Linked DNA regions of Mus musculus: region 2 is linked to region 1. The links are chromatin loops, found by intact Hi-C in ENCODE. Cell type or tissue: left cerebral cortex. All regions are shown on one strand. Each heading gives the region's core, and the rest is flanking DNA. Links, peaks and the distances in the headings are about the cores only.

Region 1 (11,179 bases), core at 984-8,983:
TAACTACCATCCAGAACTTGACAGTAAGACTCTATTGCTAAAGCCACTACATATCTAGGTCACAGGATATGAAGAAATCAAACCAGACACTTCATTCCTACTGGCTAGCTTCAGTGCTGGAAGGTTCTATGCACACACACCATTAGGAGAGAAAGGTCTTATACATCCATACCTAGCTGTGAATCCTGAAAGCTAAAGCAATGACCAGCCTGGCAAGCAGTAGCATGAATAGTACTGGGGCAGCTAATCACTTTCTAACTGGATTTAAAGCCTGCTTCTCAAAATGGAACTCCTGCCTGGTACTACTTAGTGGGCCAACCCCGTGGCCGCCTAGGCTACGTAGCCTCTAGGAAAGACTCTGGTATTACCATGCTAAACGAACATACTAATGAACTGTCCTCTAAGTTATCTTAATAACCGTAGATTCGCTCATCTCTCAACACTCACCACAATAGCTTCTCTTCTCAGAAGAGGGGACAGGCAGTAGCCAGCTACAGCAAAATGGCTATTTGCTGGGCATGACAGAACCACTGTACACATGAACTCATAGTGGCTATGACTGCATGCGTAAGACCAACACAAGGTCAGCTGAAACCCCATCATGGTTGTGGGAGGGGCTCATCAAGTCCCACTCTTAGCTGAGAGGGTACTGACAGCCTTCCTGCAAGGGGAAGGAGAATCAGTTTTCTTCAAGGATGAGAGGTCTTAAGGCGCTACCAATGCTGGAGTGGACAGTCCTACACCCAGGCACATACAGACAGCATTGAGTAGACAAAGTGCCTTTACCACCACAGCACATGAAGGGGGCAGAGGAAGTACTGGGGAAATAGGGAGGGAATGAGAGGTAGATTTGATTTATCAAAACCTACATATACAAAGTGCAACTAAAAAACAATAAACATGGATGGTCCTTCCCGCTGAGAAAAAGTTCATAGGTGAAGAAAATAACATTCTTATACGTTCCAGATTTGGTGTCTCTTTTCAGTTGGGGGTGGTAGGGTGAGCTTGCTATCTATGGTGTTCCTGTTAGTGGGGTTAAGTACATGACTCCAATTTCTGAAATGGTTTATTATTTAACAAGTAAGATACACACCCTCAGCTAGCTCATCCTTTCTTCATCTCCCTGTCCCTATGTAGTTAGTATATTGCCGTTCTGAGGGTTCTGACTGACTAGTAAAATGGTTTTAAGGCAATTTGTGACCAGGAAGAGAAAAAGCAACAGACACTAGAAATGGGCTGGAGAGGTGGCTCAGAGGTTACAAGCACTTACTGCTCTTGTAGAGGACCAAGGTTGGCTTAGCAGTACCTACATCATGGCTCACAATCATTTATAACTCTAGTTCCAGGGGACCCAACACCTCTTCTGGACTCCATGGCTGCATACACACAGGTGGCACACTTACAGTAAGGTAACCATTTTAAAAATAATAAACTAGAAGTAGGAAAGATACCATAAAGTCCTCCAACCCACCTCAGAAGGGGTCTCTTAATTCAATGGTCTGTGTGTACAATATAGTAGCCATCCTCCCAATCAGATTTCTGTGGCTATACTTAAAGCACTGAATTGAAGACTAAAGACAAATTTAAAGATAAAGAAAATATACTAGCACTATCATTTGATTGATTAAAAAAGAAATTTCTCCCCAAATGAACAAGTATCTGACCGTTTTAAATAAATAATTTTGTTGTTGCTGAAGCAAAGTCTCAAGTAGCCCAGGGCATGTATGGCCAAGAGTGACCTTAAACGTCTTACCCTCCTGCCTCGACTTCCCACAGGCTAGGATCACCAGCATTCACTTGGCACAGAGGAATAAAACCCAGGACATCCTGCATGCTAGCTAGGCAAGCACACTACCAACTACTAGCCCTAAAACATTCTTTTAGGTAGTCTATCAAAACAATAAACAAGAGTCAACTCAAAACCACTACTTAAAAAAAGAAAAAAGAAAAAAGAAAAAAGTGCTACTTCCCAAGCTTCAGAAAGTTTTCTGTGTGTGTGTGTGTGGGGGGGGGGGGGGTGTCGGAAGGTGGCACCGGTCATGGAAATGAGGTTTCATTGTTTACAAACACTGGGCTGTTTAAAAGAGCCTGGGTTTTCCAGTGTTAAGTACCGCTTTATGTCTTACTTATGACCATTGTAGCCAAAATCAAACTAAAATTAGGAGACCAGAGTGACGGCTCAGTCAGGAAGCATTTGCCTCAGATGCTTGAGAGCCTGAGTTCTGGTTTCAGGCACCGACACACAAGCCTGTATGCATTACAGGGGGCAGATCCCCGGAGTTCATCTCAAACCGAGTCTGACCAAATCTGTCACAGTAAGAGACCCAGAAACTAAGAATGAGACCCGCTAGACCCCCAACACATATGCATGCATACCAGTTGACAAATGTGTGCTCGCACTATCAATTTAAGATAAATGTTACTTAGATACCATGTCCAAAAACAAGAAAAAGACAACACTTCTTTAAACATTGAAAGGTTTTGTTTTTTTCTTTCATTTTCTTGTCTTTTGTTTGCTCTTGTTTTTGTCTCAAGAGCTCATGTAGCCCGAAGTAGCCCAGGACAGACATCTTTGGGATGCCGTTTAACTTACAATCCTCCAGCCTCCAATTCCAACGTTTTATAATAATTCTCCATAATGTTTAACCTGTGTATACAAGTATACAAGTATACAAGTCATTTCCCTGTATATCTATCTATGCTACAACTGATGGCATGGACCACAACGCCCTGTTGATTATACAGTGTCAGGGAGTGAACCCTGCATGTTAGGAAACCATCCTACCATTGAACTACATCCCACTTTCTAAAAATAAATTTTGGACACTAACAGCTTCCCAGTTACTATGTCCTTCAAATTCTCAGGCAAGCCCTTAAGAAGACCACCATGAAGCACAGTTAATTAATAATTCTCAATAGCTGATTACAGGAAATAAAGCCTACCCCAAAGCTGTCACTCCTTAATACTCAAACAGTCAAGCTCTGGTTGCTTTGCACTGTAGGATTTCAAGTGTAAGTCATGATACAGTTTCTTCCTTTATGAATTCTCAGACCTGAGAGTGAAACTTAGCTTTAACAAGTCTCAGAACTCATTCTTATGAAACGTTAACCAGAAGCCTAGTTATGAGTTACAACCGTTCAGGTTTCTTCTTAAAATACCCCTTTACTCAAACTGAAAACACACTTGCCGTGGTTCAGCTTACGCCGACAGACTTTACTGTCAAGCATCTATCTACTCCTCTGAAAACACAGTGACCTGCTCCCTAGTCCAAAGCTCACTTGCTGTTCAGGCAATGGCTGGCTGGGTCTTCACTTCTCCAAAGCCTGAGCTTCTAGGTTCTTGGTGCCAAGGAGAAAAACAATTTAATACATAAATCATTAAACTCACATTATTAAGAAATCAGAAGAATGGAGTAAAATAACTAAAAAGATATTGTGACATAACCTATTTTTCTAAGAACTAATTTTAAAAATCAAGTTATAGTTCTCAAGAGCATCTTCACAATGCCGCCTGAAAGGCAAAACCAAAAACTCCCGCAAACATCACCTTATTCTTAAAGCAAGGCACGGCTATAAACTGAGAACAGGAAAGAATGGGTTAACTACACACTGTGCTTTGGGTGCCCAAAACGTTTAAGAGGTTTTCTGTTTTGTTGTTTTGTTTTCAATAGCAAATGCTTTATGTAACAGTTGAAGCTCCCACGATCAAGTAAAGCACTGGAGTACTTAAAAGTCACTGTTAAGTAAAATTGGATTTTAAAGTCAATCACTATCTTGTGAATTAGAATTTGAAAAATAGGTATTTTGCATTTTGGAACACTTGGTAATATTGCACGTAAGGGTAAGGTCTTGTATGTATCTTTAAAACTCACTGTGGGAAAAATAAAACCACCCCTCTGGCTCTTTCTGCAAGAACTTTCGTCTGAGGTGAGTAAGTTGACCTTTTAGAGACTTTAACCACAGGGATGACAGAGTATGTGAAACCACCTTGCTATTACAATCATGCCGTGAAGGCTAATCTCTGCTCTGCTGCACAGCCAAGGCCAGGAGGGGGAAAAAACTGGATATTCTTAAGACATATGTCCCACCTGTGATTCTGAGAAACTGTCAGCCACAGGTGGCCACACCTCGAGAGGGACTTCTAGGTAAGATTCTCTCCTCCCCAAAGGCCCCAGCCCTTATACCACCCCAACCTCCACTGGTAGGGATGCCACAGTCCACACTGAGTCACCTGTCCTCTCCCTCCCACCGGAAAGGTAAACAAAGGCCTTAAACACCTAATTTATAAGTCTCCAATCCTCCTTCGAGGCAAAAAGGTCTTCCGTAATTCCCCAAGTGAGCACTTAAGACTTCCACCAAATACTCACTTCAGGGCTCCCAGACTTGCCCGGTCGTGGGTAGCTGCATGCTTTACGGTAAATCACTCCCCAACACTCACGCATAATCTGGTCACACACAGCAGCCTCTCGGCTTTCAATTAAATGCATACCTCCCCAAGCCAGCCCAACTGTGGAAGCCTTTCTCTGAGTGCAAAAAGTGTGGCCTCCCAGCCTGGAGGCACTGGCCCTTTAAAGGTTCTAGCTTCCTGTACACCCGGTCCCTCCCTCCTCGCCTGCTCCCGCCCCGGCCAAGGGTCACACTTGAACTTTAGATTGCCCAGAGCCTAAAAGCCTTGGCCACCCACTTGCGCGCGTCCGAAACCGTACCCAGTGAGTGGGAACGCTCGACCACCTGCTCAGTGCCCAGGCCACTTTGGTTAAAACCAAATTTGCCCCGGCCTCCGCAACTTTCTGCAACCGCTGGCCCGCACACGGCTCAGCCAGCTGCGCGTTTGGCTATCCCAAAAGCTGCGGGAGCCCCGCGCCTGCGTGCGCGCGCGTGGGGGTGGGGGATGTCTCCAGTGCGCCCCGCACCTCCGCGGTCGGGTCCCGGGGAAACCTTGGCGGCCGAGGGTCGGGAGAGTGGGTGCGCGTGTGGGTGGAGGAGTCGCCCGACCCCCTCGCAGGAGGTCTGGAGTGTCAAATGGAGAGGGACCTTGGAAGCGAACCCCTCGCTCCAACAACTAAGCTAACTTTCACGCCTGCTCTGCCATTTCACTTAAGTTCCCAAACGAGCCCTGCCCGGGTCTCTCTAGAAGTCCCTCGCCTGCACCTGGTCCAAATTTGGCTCTGGGTCTCCGGGAAGCCCCCGCCACACCTGCCATTTCTCGCCCCGCTCTCTCCGTGCGCCCATCATTTCCGGGCCCCGAACACCCACACTGCCGACCCTCCGCCGGCCCCAACACATCCCCACCCCACCCCCCAGGGCCGCCCAGAGGCCGTTCACCTTCCAGCCCGCCGAGCTGTTGCTGTCGCCCTTATCCTTGAAGTAGGGCACGCTCTTCACCATCCACTCGTAGATCTGCGACAGGGTGAGCCTCTTCTCGGCTGAGCTCTCGATGGCCTTGGTGATGAGGTCGGCGTACGACAGGTTGCCCCACGCGTTGCGGCGCGACGAGCTGGTCTTGCGCGGCTGTCCCGCGAGTGGCCCCGCGGCGGCGGCAGCGGAGGGAGGCACGGGTGGGGGCTGCGACAGCGGCCCGGTCGGTGGGGGCTGTGGCGGCGCTGGGTGCACGCAGCCCGCCTCGGGGCCCTGGAAGTCCCCGCACAGGCCCCTGCTGGCCGCAGCCGCCGCCGCCACGGCCACGCAGCCTGGCGCCCGCGCGAAGTCCTCACTCTCCTCCAGCAGGCTCAGGTTGCTCATAAAGTCGGTGCTGACAGCGGACGCCGAGGCCAGGCTCGCCGCGGCGTCGGGGTTGGCGGCCGCGCCGCCCGACGGCGCCGGACTGGAGGTGGTCGAGTTGGACTGGTTAAACTCCGGCCTGGGCAGCGGCCAGGTACAGGAGCGCTGCCGGGGCAGCGGCTCGAAGTCCGGGTCGGTCTCCACCACCTGGGGCGCTTCGGCCATGGTGCCCCCGCCCCTCCCCCACCAGCAGAGAAGTACCGGGAGACGCGGCCACCGGGGGCGCGGAGCGGGCGACCCGAGTGTCGCTCCGAGATTGGGGGGCCGCGGACGGCGGACGCACGCCGGAGTCAGGCGCGGCGGGGCGCAGCGGACGGACGCGCCCAGAACTTAACTTCGCTGGGTCACCGGTGTCTAAGGAGCCTCCGAGTTCGTGCCTAGGACGGGGCACCGACCAGGCCGCGGAGCCCGGCAGCTCGGGCACCGCGCTCCCGCTGACAAGGGCCGCGGACGCCAAGGCAGACGGGCGGACGCTGCGGGCCGCTCTAGCTCTCCGCGGCCGCGCGACAGCGGCGCTGCTGCCTGTTGAATGTGGCGGCGGCGGGGACTGAAGCGACTCCGCAGACTCCCGTCTTACGGGATCTGCAGCGGGCTCCCCGCCCGCGGCGGCGCGCGCGCCGCCCCGCCCCTGACTGACAGGCTGCGCGGCCAATGGACGCGCGAAGTCTCCGCCGAAGCAGCCAATGAACGCGGGCCTGGGCGGGCGCTGCCTTCCCTCGGGAGGCGGCAGTAGGTTGGTGGGGGGCGGTGGGGTATTTTTCTTTCTCACACACTTTTTTTTTTTTTTCCAATCTCCGTTATTATTTTCTGTAATTCTCAAGTGTTTCTGAGTCTCTGGCGTCTCAGCGATCGGATTGCTAGGAGGCAAACCGGCGTGGAGGCGGCTACCATACTTTTGTTTACTACAGAGTGCAATCGAGTACTCCAGGCAGAGCCCAGACCCTGACTCCCGGGATGGCGCGGGGCCGCTGCGCGCTCCCGGACGCGACGTGGGCGGTGGGGCGCCTCGTGGATTCCACTCAAGCCCGCTCCGCCCACGCGTCTTCGCGCAGCTCTCGGGAAGTCGGTGGGGTTTGTTTTGGAGGAATGTTTTCTTAAGCTGGCATCTGCCCTGGCCGCCCCAGGCGCGCAGATCCTTCGGTGAAGACCCGTCGCTCTGCGGCTCCGGAGTAACCGCTTCCCACCCTACCTGTGCACACCTGCAAGACGAGCCTCTGCGGCTCGGTCCAGCCCCCAGCCTCCACTCATCCTGAACCCCAGAGAGGTGCGGCGCGGGGAGAACACTGTTGCACAAGCACCTAGCTCCAGTAGCGCCTCAGATCCGACGTCTTCTATGGGAACCGCTTTTCTGCCACGGGAATCTCACTTTTTCCTGAGGACCGGTGTGGTGGCTAAAGAGTCAGAGGAGCGCTTAGAGACAACTTTGTCACTTTATTACCCCTAATTAAGTTTAACTGCTTGCTTATTTCTTTTTTATTTAGCATGGAAGCGATGAGGTGTTGAAGTCGCAAAAGGAGATAAGCCCCAAGTGTTGGGGCACAGCTCCGCCCCTCAGTTCTTTAAACTCACAGAGTGAGCTCCCAGACCCGCGTATCTAACACACGTCCGGCGGAGCCAAAGGTAGAAAGACAGTGGTTCTTTTTGCCTTACAGAATAGAAGAAAATGTTCCCTCGCTTGATCCTCTGATTTGCTTTCTTTTTTAAAAAAAAAGAAATATGGGTGGCATTTTCTTTTATTGGCTAGGATGCTTTAGAATTGAAGATGCATATTAGGGCTTTAAATATGTCCAAAAACGCAGCTCCAAATGTCTTGTTGCGGTTGTACTTCGCTCTTCTTTCTTACGTGGAGTTTTTCTATGTAAAATGAGACTCCAAAAGAAAACCAGCCTTCTTACTCCTTCCACTTTGTCTCTAACGTCTCGCTAATCCAGGCCCCTATTCCCCTATTCATAATCCCTTTTTCTGAAACGGCTGCCTACTGATAAAAGTTTTGAGTGGCGATCCTGAACCAGAGGTGCCGAGGACAGTTTGGTTAACTGTCTCTTCACCTTGACTACAAAATTTGGCTTTGACAACCGCTGGGAGACTCGAGTAAATGGATGAGCCTAAGCAGGACCACAAAGAACAACCCTCTGGTGCTCCTTTGTAATCACACTCTGCCGAGGTGGGCCCACAGTCAGACAGCCGCACCCTACAAATAGGCGGAGCACTAGAGGACCATTCTTGGCGATGAAATCCAGCTGTGAATTTGGCCTTCGCCTCATTTCTGTTTCGGTTTCTCAGGGACTGTTGCGATGAGAGCATTTGGTTAAAGGAGTTTTCCTAAAGCTTTCCCCAGATCTTCAAATTCTCTAAGGCCACTGTCCCCAACTGTTTCTATAAGTGTCATAGTATAGGCTAGTGATACAGCCAAGGCTTAACAAGAGTGGGACCCTAAGCTCAATGCTAAGACCAAAAAAGAAAAGAGTCAGAGAATCTGCACAATCAATGCCCCCAATACAAAGGTTTGTATAACAGATGCACCTTAAACGGTTCATAGAGGTGATTATTCGTGGTGTGTGAAGTCAGTTTACTGAAGCGTGGGACGTCACTGAGCATCTTACTGGTTCCCTGCCTTTGCCTGGTACAAACTATTCTGTAAAGAACGACCATTCACACCCTTAACAAGTATGGAGACATGTGCAAAAATCGGAGTCTCTGGGAAAGCAGGCACGAAGTGCTTTGGGAATTTTGAAAGATACAGCCTTTGATAGAAGTTATGTCAGGTTAAACATTCTTTTCTGATAGCCCTATAAAAATGTTAAGGTTGGAAGTAAATGTGGAGGGTCTCTTTGGCCTCCTTTAATTGCTAGATAGTAAAACATGACACTTCTTGCTTCCCATCAATATTATCAATGCAGAAAGTATAAGCATCCTATAATACCAGTGTATCTATCAGTAGATGTCGTAGATGGTATGTCTTCTTCCTGCTAACCATGCATCGTGGTAATTCTAGTCATGTGAAGTCCACCAAGATGAGTGAAGTCTTCACTTACAAGATTAAGAAAACCGGACTAGGGACTTTGTCAGATGGTATCGTGTCTGCTGAGCATACACCGTGCCCTGGCTTCTAGCATAAACAGGAAAGATAGCCCTTCAGATGTGGAGGCAGGAAGATCAGGAGTTTAGGGTGCATTCCAAACTAGCCTGGGCTACAGGAGGTCCTACCCCCACCCCTACCCCCCAAAAAAAGAGAAAGAGAAAAGGAGGATTAAAAAAGCAAATTAGATACTTTCATAAAAGGCGTTTTAGTGGAAAATGTAAACAAGCCAGGTGTGGTGGCACAGCCATTAAACCAAGCCCTCAGGGAGGCAGAGGCAGGCAGAGCTCTTTGAGTTCCACGGCCAGCCTGTTTCACACAGTGAGTCTCATGCCAGCTAAGGTTGTCTAGTGAGACCTTGTCTCAAAACCAAACAAGTGTTTTAGCTGGAACTAAAGGCCTGGAGTCCCAGAAACTCACAAAGCAGAAGCCAGAGAATCTCAAGTTTTAGGATTCCTGGGCCATAGAATGAGTTCAAGTCCGGTTGGAGTAACACTTAATCAGACCCCGTCTCAAAATAAAAAGAGGGCTGGAATGTAGTCTCACAGTAGAGACGTCCATCTGAGGCCCTAGGTCTAATCCCCAGTACTGTGAGGGGAAACGTGGACATACTAAGTGGATAACATGCAGTTACTGGGCTGTGGTTATAGCTCAGTGGTATGTGTGCTTGGTGACTCCTGTATGAGAGACACCCTGGCTTTAATCCCTAGAACTGAAATGAAATAAAAACACTGGAGATGATATTCCCCAATGCTGCTGGTGATACAACAGTGAACAATTGGGAAAGCTCTCCGGTCACTTAAGGGTGCTATCATTTTAACACAGCCCTCATGTTTCCGACTAGAGATAGGGAAGTTAAATGCTTGAGTCAAGTTTTGTGAAGTTAGTAGGGCTGGGTACAAAAAGATTTCTCCTTGTTCAGGCCAAAATGTTGCTTTCCATTCTGCCGACTGTGGATACCACTTTTAGTGCCTGAACGTTTTGAGACCATCTGATGAAATTTAACCTGTTTTAAATAGCAGGTCCTTGGACTATTTTTAAAATAAGCCAATTCTGAGCTCCAAACTTCATGGGCACTATCATTTCAATTGTGAGTGTGTGTGTGTGTGTGTGTGTGTGTGTGTGTGTGTGTGTGTGACATTGAGGACTCAGTATGGCCATAAAATTAATAGAGAGCGAAGTGTCACGAGTCTCAACCTTGCGTTCATTGTGAAACACAATGTGTTTTCACTATCTTATTTCTGTTTCTTGTCATATTAAAGCTCCTCCCAAAGAGCAGGACATGTGTATTAACTAAGAGAACGCTGCCATGCAGAACACAGATGGTCGTGCATTTTTGGCAGAGAGGAAGTTTTAATGAGGCATTTTAGTTGGAAAGCTAGTGTTCGTGAATGCTCAAATTACAAAGTAAGGAATCAATTGCTGTTTTATAATATCAGCTCGTTTTCTTGTTCTTCTAATCTAAGCACCCCATTTCCGTAGTGTTCAATCCAGGCAAGGGGTTCAAATGTGATGGCAAACAAATGGCCAACAGAGTCCAGGATAATAACAAAGAAATGATCGGCTGAAGAAGAGGCTACTAGCATGTCTGTCTGTCTGTATGTCTGTACACACGTATGAGCAAGCATAACAGGAAGTGTGTGGAGGCCAGAGGATAGCTTTCTTGATTCTGCTGCCTCATTCCAGCTTGTGGACCCTGGAGATCACATTCAGTTCCTCAGGGTTGGTGGCAGGAACCTCACCTCACTACAGCTGTGTTGCTACTGGGCCATCTGCTTACATTTTCTAGTAACTAGCCATACTGCTTGCCGTTTGTTGAATTAAATCAATGAATGGATGAATACATAAATAGAGGTAATGGCTGTGTGGTTAAGAGTGCATGTGTTTTTCTATAATGTGCAGACTACCTGTGTCAGAGACGACGTGAAAACAGGAGACAAGAGATTATCAAATTTCAGGGCCCAGAGGAATGGCTCGGAGGTTAAGAGAACTGAGTGATCTGGCATAAGGCCTCGAGGTAGCCCACGACTAGTCTAGTTTCAGGGGATCGGACGTCCCCTTCTGGCCCCTGCAGGTATACTACACATGAACTGCCACAGGCAAACACCCATATACATTTAAATGTTTTTAGAGAGAGGAAGAGATTATTACATATCAGATTTGACTGACTCAGAAGACCCATCCTTATGTAAAGGCCCATGTGCCAGAAAATAAGACAGACAGACACACACACATCTTTCAGGATATCATGTTTCTGTTTTGCAGTAAATACTACCTATAAAAAACATGGCAATGTTCTATTTCCTAAGGTTTAACATG
Region 2 (11,179 bases), core at 1,025-9,024, 51 kb before region 1:
GGTGACTCCTGTGGCTTACCATGGGGCAACCCATCTGAATGAGAACCAAAAAGAAACTTTTTCTAGACAGAGATGATTCTCACGCTATTGGACTCAAGAGTACGTTATCAGTGAGATCTGGGGATAATAAGCATCGAACAATTAACAGAAGGGCCAACCAAATAGGATAGGAGATTTATCCTATATAGGAGATTTAATCGATAGAAGCTAGATGTGGAAAAACATAGAGGAACTCACTATCCAACCTGTCCAAATGATAGGGCACCCCTCCAACAGGCCAAACAAAATCCCCTCAACTCTCTGCTCGCCGAGGCCAGAGGCGGCTGTGAAGCAGACCTGTCTATGTTTACTGGCGAGCCTCGCTTCTTTGACAGCGCCTGAAGACTGCCAAGAGACTATCTCAAGTGAACCAAGCAGGAATCCCATAATCCTTTCTCTTCTCCATCAAGTGGAAAGAAAAAAAAATGGCTACACTCCTTCATAATTGCCAAACCAAAACATCTAAAAGAATCAAGACCAGATAGATTTATTTATTTATTTATTTATTTATAAAACTGGAACACATCTTCACAACTTTGTGTTCAAGGGGACTTATTTTAAGCCAACAGGTGACCATAAGCTGAAACCACACCTCTGAAATGGCAAAGAACCCAAGACTGGATAGTACTGGGCCTAAGGGGAACATCCACTATTATCCTGCTCCTAAGCTTATATTGCTATGCCCTAACTAACCTAGAGACCACAGCATGTAGACACTGAGAGGCCCGCCAGCATGCTTGGAGACAGCGTCCCAGTGTAGCCCTGGCTGGCCTGCAGCTTGCTAGGTAGAACAACATGGAACTTGAACTCAAGAGATCTGCTTGCCTCTACCTCCTGAGTGCTGCTGGCATTCAGGGTGTGTATCCCCACACCTAGCTGGAGCATCCAGCCCTGAATGGGATGTCATCATCAAACCCCTCCCCCTCCAGGCCCAGGGAGCTTCAGGGAAGGGGAGGTAGGGGGTCAGGGATGACTCCAAGGAAGCTCTGTCTTCCAGATATAACAGGACTGATGTACATATGAACTCAGACTGCGGCAGCATGCACGAGTTCAAGCCAGACGAGGGTCCAGTACTAAGAGTGGGAAGGGGACATGGGTGGTTCTACCCACCCAACTCCAACCAGGAAGTGATTTTCGATTTTTATCTGCTGGCAAAGGGAAAAAAAATCTGCTTTTTCCAATGAGGTGTTCAGGAGTAGTTGGCTAACGCAAAAATAAATAAATAAATAACCCCACAACCATGTGTTTTAGAGGGCTTTTTATCTTGTTTTGGCTTTTTAAAAATCTTGTTGGTTTGCTACTCCAACATTTTGGAGTTGTTTGTCTTGCTTGTTTGTTTTGAGAGTGAGGAGGCAGTAGGGGAGGCAAAGCATGATCAAACTGTATTAGACTGAAAAAAATTTTTTTGTTTTTGTTTTTTGGTTTGTTTGTTTTTTGAGAGAGGGTTCTCTGTGACTGAAAAAATTTTAAATAAAAAACCAAAAAGGATGAAACCATTTAAAGAGACTAGAGCACAATAAAAATTCTCCTCTATTCCCTCATCTATTAACCCCTAAGCCTAGGTTTACTCAGGCCAAGCCTTAAATAAATCTTCAATGAAGTCAAGTGGGCACATATGCGACTTTTCTTGGTAAAAACAAGGTCTGGGGCTGGAGAGATGGCTAAGTATTTAAGAGCACTGACTGCTCTTCCAGAGGTTTTGAGTTCAATTCCCAGCTACCACATGGTGGCTCATAACCATCTGTAGCAAGATCGGATGCCCTCTTCAGGTGTGTCTGAAGATAGTAACAGTGTATTCATACATATAAATAAATAAATTCATTAAAAAAAAAGGTTTGTCACTACATCAGTAACAAACAGAGCAAACACAAATGGTCTCAAAGCACCACTGATATCTACTATCCCTAAGACAGGTGGTAACTGACGAGTGTATAACGACACATCATGGACTATCTATTCAGCTATAAAAAGGACAACGTCTTACCATTTAAACGTGAGCAGACCTGAAGCACATTATATAAGACAGCTATACAGTCTCACCAGTACATGCAATATAGAATGTTGGTTTCAACAGACGCTGACTGAGCATTGCTACTGGAGGTCAGGACGGGGCTTAGTCAAAGGGTTTTAATTACAGCTGGAGGGGAGAAATACTCTGGGTGACAGGCTGACAAAGCATGAGGATAACATGCTAAGTATTTCAATAAAAGCTTCTTAAAGATCTTGAATGTTTTTTGAAAAGAATATTTAAGAGGCTAGATACTCTTTCCCTGATTTGAACATCACAATTCGAGGATGTGGAAACATTTATTTACCAGGTGCCTCTTAACGTGTACAACTTTTATGTCAATTTAAAAAAATGACAGCAATAATATGCATTAAAAGAAATGTCAAACACTTCTATCTACTCTCATAAACAACTCAATACAACGCTTGCCAATTCCAAAGAAGAGGCTGGCACAAAATGTGCATTTCTATCCCAAGTAAGACCTTCTTTTCCAATTAGGACATGGGAAACTAAAAAAAAGTACAATCTGTATTATTTTAAAAACCAATTTAGTTAATTTTTTATTTACTTAGAATTCAAAGTTTGCTAAAAATAGACAGTACACAGTAGTAAGTGTCACTAAAACCAGAAGTACTGCAAAGAAAAGATCTATTTCAGAGTTAAACTCAAAGGTCTGTGTTGTAAAATATTTGGTCTTTGTTATTCTCTCAACACTCAATTTGGAAAGAGAAACATGCTCCAGTTTGGGTAATTAACCAGTAACATAAGTCAAATAATGAATTCTGCTACCTCCTAAATACATCTGAACAGATTACCAAGTCTTTCAAAGCAATTTCAAAGCGGCACTGCAGCCTTGCAGGAGCTGAGACACAGGAAATGCATGTTGACACGTGCAGCTCGGGCAGCTTCCAGGCGGCTGCATAGAGGAGCTCACAGAGGAGCTGCAGCCAGTCCTTGGAGCAGGACTAGACAGCGCCCAAACCAAAATGTTTAAGGCTGCTCAGAAACAAAGATGTGAGGAAGGAAATAGCAGAGAGGAGTTACAAAAGCCTTGCTCTTTTGTCAAGTATGCAATTATAGAAAAAAAAAAAAAGTCTTCCTGGAAGTCTACATATAAGAATGCCAGCCCTTTCCCTCTCTGCCGTTTAAGAGTCCTACTCTACTCCTCCAATAACACCTCTGAAACAAGTCTGAAACACTCCTTAGATGCCGCCACCTCTGGGTTAGCAGGATGGCTCAGCAGGGAAGGGCACTTACTGTGGGGCCTGACCACACCATCAACCCCCAGAGCCTGCCCACACAGTGGAAGGGGCAGTGACTTCTCAGAGTCCCACAACTGTGCTTGAACCTGTGCATACAATAAGTACCAGATGTAATAAAATGTTTTCTAAAATGCCATTGCTGTCCAAGAGTGACTGCCAACAGTGACGGGCAATCCCACTCAGATGACCAATCAGACCTCTTCTTACATAACAATGAACTAGACTGAGCAGTATCTTGTACCTAAGCCACACGAGCAAACAGACTAAGGGAGGGACCTACACTGTGGCCTAACCACACTATTACCTGCTGCTGAGATTAATAGCTACTTCTTACATGAAGACTCCAGGAGGCCACTGTCCCCAAAACACTCCCCTCACCCCCCAAAAATGATCACTTCTCAAACACACCTCCTCCCAGGTTTAAGTCAAGGGTGTGAGAGCTTGTTACCTGTCAAGTGAATGCAGGAGAGAGACTGCCTCAAGTTTCCTTTTCATTTGCCAACCTTGGAAAGAGGCACCAGGTGTAAGACAGGAAGCAAAGAACCAGGAGGCATCCTCCAGCCAGTGACCTTTTGGCTACTCAGTGATTCAACTGAGAACACAAGACTCTTTAAATGCTACGATCATAGAATTAAGAAATTAGAGAAGGCCCTTTCTAAGTAACCCAACCAAGAGAGGAAAGAGGGTGGCAAACGTGCTTTGTGTTCTGCAGAGCAGACTCCAGCTGCCCAATAAGTGATAGTTCCAGAGAGAGAATCCTGAAATGCTGAAGATGAAACAATGCTAACACCAAGCCAGAGCGCCAAGGCACTAACTCAATCTGTTTGCTCTGTGGAAGCCCAGTAGGCATGGGGGTGGGGTGGGAGATGGGGTGGGGGCACACACTAAGAGCTACTCCACTTTAAACAATATACCACAAGTAATGCCTTCTCTGCAGCTTTTCTCTAAATCAATAAACAAGTCAACTGATATGCTAGGGTAGCAGGATACATCTTACATTTTGATGGTTCACTCACAGCCAGACTTATAACTACTAAACTGCTAAGATCACATTATCTTTCAAGCTAAATTCACCTTTCCACACTGGCTTTTTAGCAGTCTCTTGCATTCTATCACTGTCTATCTTTCTGCAGTCCATGCCTCTGCTTTCTGGTCTTTAATCTATGTATAGGAATAGCACGATGCTCAGGCTCTAAAAACCTTTAGACAGGACTGACAGTGCCACTCTGCAGGTCCACTGAGGAGAAAGAACAGTTGCTAACTTGCTCTGACCTACAGAGATGTGGACAGTGGTCTGGTTGGAGATTCCACTTGAATACATGGTACTATGACCTCCTCCCAGAAGCTAAGAAAGCAAACTCAGCTCAGACCAACTGAAGAGGGGACTCAGTGGAGAGTCAACCTAGGCTGAGGCTAGGACAGGACCCAGTTGGTAAACATAGCTGGAACTGAAGAAATAAATATTTAGTAGGTCCATAAACTGACAACACTTAGGAACAGAAAAGCCAGTTGTTTTGAAATTTCACTGTTTTGGTGTTCTGGGTGCCTATTTTCTTGTAGTAGGTGTCAGTGTGTATTTGTATGTATGTGTGTGTGTGTGTGTGTATATACACATATACATGTATATATATGGTTGAATAACTTGATGCGAAAGCCACAAAGTGAGTTTTTCTGTTTTGAAGGAGCAGGAAGAAATGTTCCTGCTTGTGGAGCCCCAGCTGCTGACATTGCGCCAGCATACAGCCTCTCACTCACGCCGCACACTCAGGTTCTGGACCATCCCTGCCCACTCCAAATACGCAGCCAAAAGGAGCAGTCTTCCTGGTCCTACTGAAACTGCTGGTTTAGCCATTGAATTTTGAAGTGCTTTGTCATTCAGCAAGAACTGTACTGGTCACCTCTTCTTCTTCTTCTTCTTTTTTTGAAATATATTTACATGGTAAAACATTCAAAGAAAGGCTTGACTTTTATAAGGGTCTCCTTAAACATCACCTCAGCGTACTGCCCCAGAAGTCAGCAAGCAGCTCTTCTTGTTCAACAGTCACGTGCCGCAAACAATTAGACTCTATAACAAGTCACAGCTGAGGAGGAGCCTGCCCTGTGTGGACATCTGGAACACGCTGCTTGCATACAGACAAAGGAGATACAGTGAGGGCAGTGCGTTTGACATGGCTGACCCTGCAGAAACTACAGGTGTAAACTAAAGAGCTCCAAAGCAGACAGGTCTTCTCTACAGACACAGTGACCGTCTTGTCCTGAGTGGATGCAGGGCGGAACTGGCTGAAATGTAGGCCTTTTGGTTCAGTGGCATGTAAAATTCTCCTTGAGGTAAGAGATTCCAGTGCTACCTCAGTCAAAACTGTTAGAGATATTTCCATCTTCTCAATCACTTTGTAACTTAAGAAAAATCTATCAAAGAAACTTGACTTTCCCGTACATGAGAAAGGCTGGATACAAAATGGTGCCATGGATTGCCGACACTCAAACTTCCAAGCCTTAGTCCTCCCATCTTCCCCTAAGCTCTGAGTAGGGTCTAAGTTCTCAAGTGCAGCACTTAAAACCATGACAGAGCATTAGACATTTTTCATTTCCCAATCCATAAATTAAGGCTTTGTAGAGAGGTCAGATGACATCTCTAGACGTGTGACACTGCCCCTCCATATGCAGATTCTACGTACTGTACCTCTTGCACGCAGCGTCACTGCCGTCCCCAGCCTCCGAGCTATCGCTCTCTCCTCCAACAGCAACTAGTCCTAGACAGACTAACTCTAAAACCTATGCCCGGCCCTATGTGAATTCAGGATAGCTTCTTCTCAGCATATAACATCACTTGTGAGCTTGGCCTGCGGGGGTCTTTAAGGGAGTGATTTTAAAATGGGGTAAGCAAAGGGCCAGTGAGATCACACATCAGGGAGAAACACTTGACACAGGCTTGACAACCTGAGTGCATCCTTAGAACACATAATGAAAGGAGGACCAATTGGCACACACGTGCGCAAACACACACACACACACACGAGAGAGAGAGAGAGAGAGAGAGAGAGAGAGAGAGAGAGAAAGTGAGAGAGAGAATGAATTATAAACTTGTATGAATCACAGACCGATCAGTGTAAAAAGCTTCCTTGTCCTGAACAGTGCATGGTGAAAGGCATTTGGTTCCCACACTCCTTCAGGTCATTTCTGAGGATCCTGAATTTGGGCAGACATCTTGGAGGAGGTCTGCCTTGAATGGAAGCTGCTCGCTCAGAGATGAGAACCTTCTGTCTAGGTCACTTGTCTTTCCCCGGTGCTCAGCAGTCAGTCAAGCAGAGAAGAACCCTTGAATACTACTTTACACTACTGGCAGGCCCTGACTGTCTTGCTATGAAACACAGAGTGAGTGTGGAAGGAAGTCAGCCACTCCTGTGTCCTCTGATCTCTACACTCACACATCACATCTCTCTCTCTCTCTCTCTCTCTCTCTCTCTCACTCACTCACTTAGTAACTAACTGTCTAAGGTTTGGACCTGTGACATAGCATGCTTTATCTTTCTCTCTCAGTTAACTTAATAACTAATTGTTTAAAGTTCAGGCCTGTGAGATAGCTCGCTCACTCATACATACACTCACATCCTTTCTCTCCCCCTCTCAATATCTATCTGTCTATCTGTCTGTCTATGCTCTCTCTATGTACATTAGGTGATTTAATACTGTTTAAGGTATTGTTTAAGGGCTTGTGAGATAGTCCAGCCAGTTAGCGCATTTGGCCTCTGAACCTGACCACCTGAATTTGACCCCAGTTCCCTTATAGTGAACAGAGGGAACTGACTCTTGCAAATTGTCATCTATGCATGTGCTGGACCATGTACACACAAACGAACAGTAAATAAGCAAAATGTAATACACTTTAAACAACAACAAAAAAATGCCAATTATGCAAGCTGGGTGTGGTCTAGCACATCTTTGATCCTAGAGGCAGAGGCAGGTGGATCTGCGTTTGAGGCCGGCCTGGTCTATGTAGTGAGTTCCAGTGACCACCAAACAAACAGAAAGGCTATGGCTCAGGCTGGAGTTTGAGTGACAATACAATAAAGAACTGAAAACAGTCTGCCTTCAACAGTCTCAAGTATCAGTTCTCAAGGATTTCTCCAAAATATCCAAATCCTGTAAAACTATGGCACCGTAAACGCCTTACACTCTTCTCTGAGCGCTCACCTCAACCCAGGAGCCAGCTCTGCACATTTCCAAGGAACAAAGGGCACAATGGAGCTTTCCCTCTTTGTCATTTGTCCCAAACATTGATTATCTAAAGAATCCTTGGGGTTCCAGTAAAATCTACTAAAACACAGCCAACAATCCGGGCTTTATATCCTCTGAGGTAATTTACACTTGGGGCTGCATTTTAAGGCATCATGTCATCACAACACAACCACTTTATAAAAGCTGCCTTGAGGAAAGCCACCTACAACTGACTTAAGGCTTCCTGATTTCACTACCATTGAAAGAGTTCAGTCAGCCCCACTCAGTCTCCTAACCATGGGGAAGCGGGGTACAAAGCAAGATGTCTTGGGGAGAGGAGTCTTGGTTTCTTCACCGGGTTCTGAGATAAAATGTCCTGAGACAAAAGGAACTTGGTGGAGAAAGAGTTTATTGAGGTAAATGTTTTCAGGTTACAGTCCATCACTGGAGGAAGTCAGAGGTAAGAGTTTGAGAACGTGGCTTACGAATAGTCACATTTTGTTAATGCTTTCATATCCAGCCTTTTCCTTTATAACAAACTTCCATCAATGTCCACAGTACTTTGTGACACAGTCGGGACTATCATCACTGAGGAGAAAGCCATTCAAACCCTACCATGCAGCCTTGGGACCTCTCCCTCATTCTCTGAGACATTCCCAGTGGAGAGGTGATAGGAACATGATAATGTCTGTTATCAGAACCCTCCATGTAATCCCCTACACACTTGTCTGATATGTAAGTCTCCAGGGGCTTGTTTTTCTTAGTTTGAAGCACACTCACAATAGGTTAGAACCTGAAATGAGAGAGCCCGTCACCATCTGGATTACGTAACCATGGCCTGCCTCTATCAGGTCTCTGTCTAAATGTAAATAGCTACTCTGAGCCAATAGGACGCCACAGACCTGCATTCTAAAGGCCAGAGAGATGGTCAGCAGCTAAAAGTTCTTGCTGAGCAAGCCTTGTGCATCTCTATGGGGCCCTTTTCTGGATAGTGTGAAAGCGCCTCTCTCAATGACATGAACGCCATCCCCAGCTAAGAGCCCTTTCTTTCAGAGGTAGTAGAGGTATGCTATAACATCTTCACTAAGAAAGTTAAAGAGCAGGCTGGCAGGCGTGTGAGGGACCCATTCCCAAAATGCTCTGCTCTCAACTCCAGAGTCAGGTTCTAGGTTTCAATTTGTAGTGAGTTTTTCTCTGTTTCAAATCACAAGCTGGCAGAGCGAGGTTAAAGTCAACTATAACACGCTCTCTGCAGAATCAAGACTGAAGGGAAGAATCAGGAGGCTGCACTGGGGACAAATGGAAGCCGAGCTACAGAGAGAGGGCAGGCACGCTGCTGTAAACCCTGCTCACTTTAGCCTGGTGGTGGTGATCTTGTTGAGCTTGAGTGTCGGGTATGGTAACAAATGGGTTTGGCACTGTGGGACTTCTTGGTTTAGTTTTGGAAGTGTTCACAAACAATACTTATTTCTATATTCCTGATATATTATTTGGAAGAAGGAACAAAACTAATGAAATCACCAGGCATGGTGGCTCACTATTTCATTAGTCCCAGTACTCTGGAGGCCGAGGCAAGTGAATGTTGGTGAGTCAAGGCTGGCCTGGTCTACATATGAAGTTCCAAACCTGCCAGGGTTTCATCGTGAGACCCTGTCTCAAACAAACAAACAAACAAACAAACAAACAAACAAACAAGACTAACAAAAGCAGCCCGCCTTCCCTGCTGTTACAGAGGGGAAGTGAGCGCAGACCACTCAGACTTACCTGCTAATCCTTACTTGCCCCATCTCTAGAGCTTTCACTCCTAACTGCACCACTTCAAGTACAGCACAAGGACTAGCAGCTTAGGTAGGACCTTGGAGCTAGTCTAGATATGACTATCTTTATGAGCCATCTACAAAGGTATTTTAGTATTTAAAGAACAGTTAGGGTAATTTTAAGAGTGCCACTAAAATGACTTTCCTATGCTAATTAAAAACCCTACCTTAAAAAGTGATGTTGCTACGCACATTACTGTAACATATGCTACATGCCCAACACATTCCTGCATTAAGTTGTATTATGCTCACCGGTAAGTCCTCTTCTCAAGGGTGCGTCCTACCGCTGAGCATAGTGAGTCTGTCTCTGTAGTCTCAGCACTTGGAAGGTGAGTCAAGAGAACACCTTACCGGCCTAAGACACACCTATCACAAAAAAAACCGAAATAAAACCCTCCCCCACCCCTCCAGGCAGGCTTCCTCTGGCTATCCTTGAACTCAGAGCTTCCTCTGACTCTGCCTCTCAAGTGCTGGAAAAAGCTGTGCACCACCATCACCAGCAACAAAATTCTTCTTCATTAACTAAAACACACTCTGCAAAAGAATCTTAAGCTTGACTTCAGTACTTATTGTGTGTGCGCGCACACACACACACACACACACACACACACACTCTCACGGTTAGCTGTGCATGCCATCACACATGGAGGTGTGTGGAACTGCTTCTCTTCTTCCATGTCACACAGTTTCTAGGGACCAAACTTGTCACAAGGCTTGCTCAGCAACAACTTTACCTGCTGACAAGACAATCTCTCTGGCCCTTAAATACATTAAAAGTAAATGCAAAGTTCTTCGTAAGATATATGCAGATAGATAAAGGGGCAAACTGCTTAATTTATCAAGTCATGCTCCATCATTTCTACTGGAGATCAAACATCACCATAAACAAAATAAACCATAATCACAAACGAAAGCAAACAAAATATACTAACAGCAATAAACCTCCAGTGAGTAGCACTGTGAAAAACAAACGGAACCTTTCTGGCTGGGAACACAGCTCCCAGATGAAGTCGAGCCTCGAATTCCATCCCAGCAGTGCAAGTCTGCAACCCCTAAACCGTATGCAAAGTCAGCCTAGTGAGGGAGGGAGTCATATGTGCGTCTCCAACTGACAAGCACTATTTCTGTCTATCAAGAGACCGGGTATCCCCTCCAAGAAGCCAGCCACTGTGACCCACACTGTGTGGGCACAACACGGAGCCTCAGCACAGCACTTTAGATGAGGAGCATAACATCACTTTTTATTGAGGTTTAATTTATACAACACTCAAGAATGCAAGTGTGCACAGGCATTGAACTTGAATATTTGTCTTCTGCAGCTACTACGCAGCTCACTCTTCAAACACTATTATTTAATTCTTGCTCCTCAGGAGCCCATCTTCCTCACAGATAGCCAGAGCTAGCACACATCCTTCTTTTTCACAGAGTTATGGGCCATGCGCCTTCTAGGGCCTGGCTTCCTTTTCTGAGTAGTTCTAAAAGAGCAATGTGATTGCACAGAAAAGGAGAGTTAAATCAAATATCCAGTGTGGAGGGCATCTCCAAGGCAGGAGAGCGGGGAATGGTTGCTGGAAGCACATAGGAAGGCAAACTGGGGAAAGCTAACCTTTCAGGGATAAATGGTCTTGGACCACATTGTCAAGATGTCCGAGGAGACAAGTGACTGAAGGAAGGCAAAGCTGTGTGCAATGCAGCTGCTTTCCTGGAGCGGAGAACACTCATGGCAGCAAAGGACAGGAAGATTAGAGTCTGATCAGGTGTGAGATGAAACCATGGGGTACAAGATAGAGAAGGCAGGGACAACTGGTAGTTTCTCCCAGATAAGAGTCTGGAAA

The links. A loop is a pair of places that touch in the nucleus more often than their neighbours do. Peaks named below come from ENCODE experiments on the same cell type or tissue, not always from the same donor. Only the 100,000 strongest peaks of a DNase experiment are listed, where the experiment ranks them.
Region 2: it touches region 1 in a loop (2.2-fold over the local background); 5 of 42 quality-filtered maps call a loop at or near these places.

The regions. Positions count from the first base shown.
Region 1 is chr3:52,263,569-52,274,747 of GRCm38, reverse strand. It overlaps Foxo1 (forkhead box O1), which reads right to left and starts at 6,411. Exons shown (of 3, transcript NM_019739.3): 1 at 5,326-6,411. The coding sequence starts at 5,946. In left cerebral cortex, for the core only: a CTCF peak has its summit at 6,305; DNase peaks (open chromatin) are centred at 5,512, 5,998, 6,478, 6,732 and 1 more place; H3K4me3 peaks cover 4,787 bases; H3K27ac peaks cover 2,054 bases.
Region 2 is chr3:52,314,950-52,326,128 of GRCm38, reverse strand. All of the region lies in intron 1 of Foxo1 (forkhead box O1), which reads right to left. Among named protein-coding and RNA genes, the nearest start is that of Foxo1, 52 kb to the right of the region's middle. In left cerebral cortex, for the core only: no CTCF peak of the experiment used is centred there; a DNase peak (open chromatin) is centred at 5,052.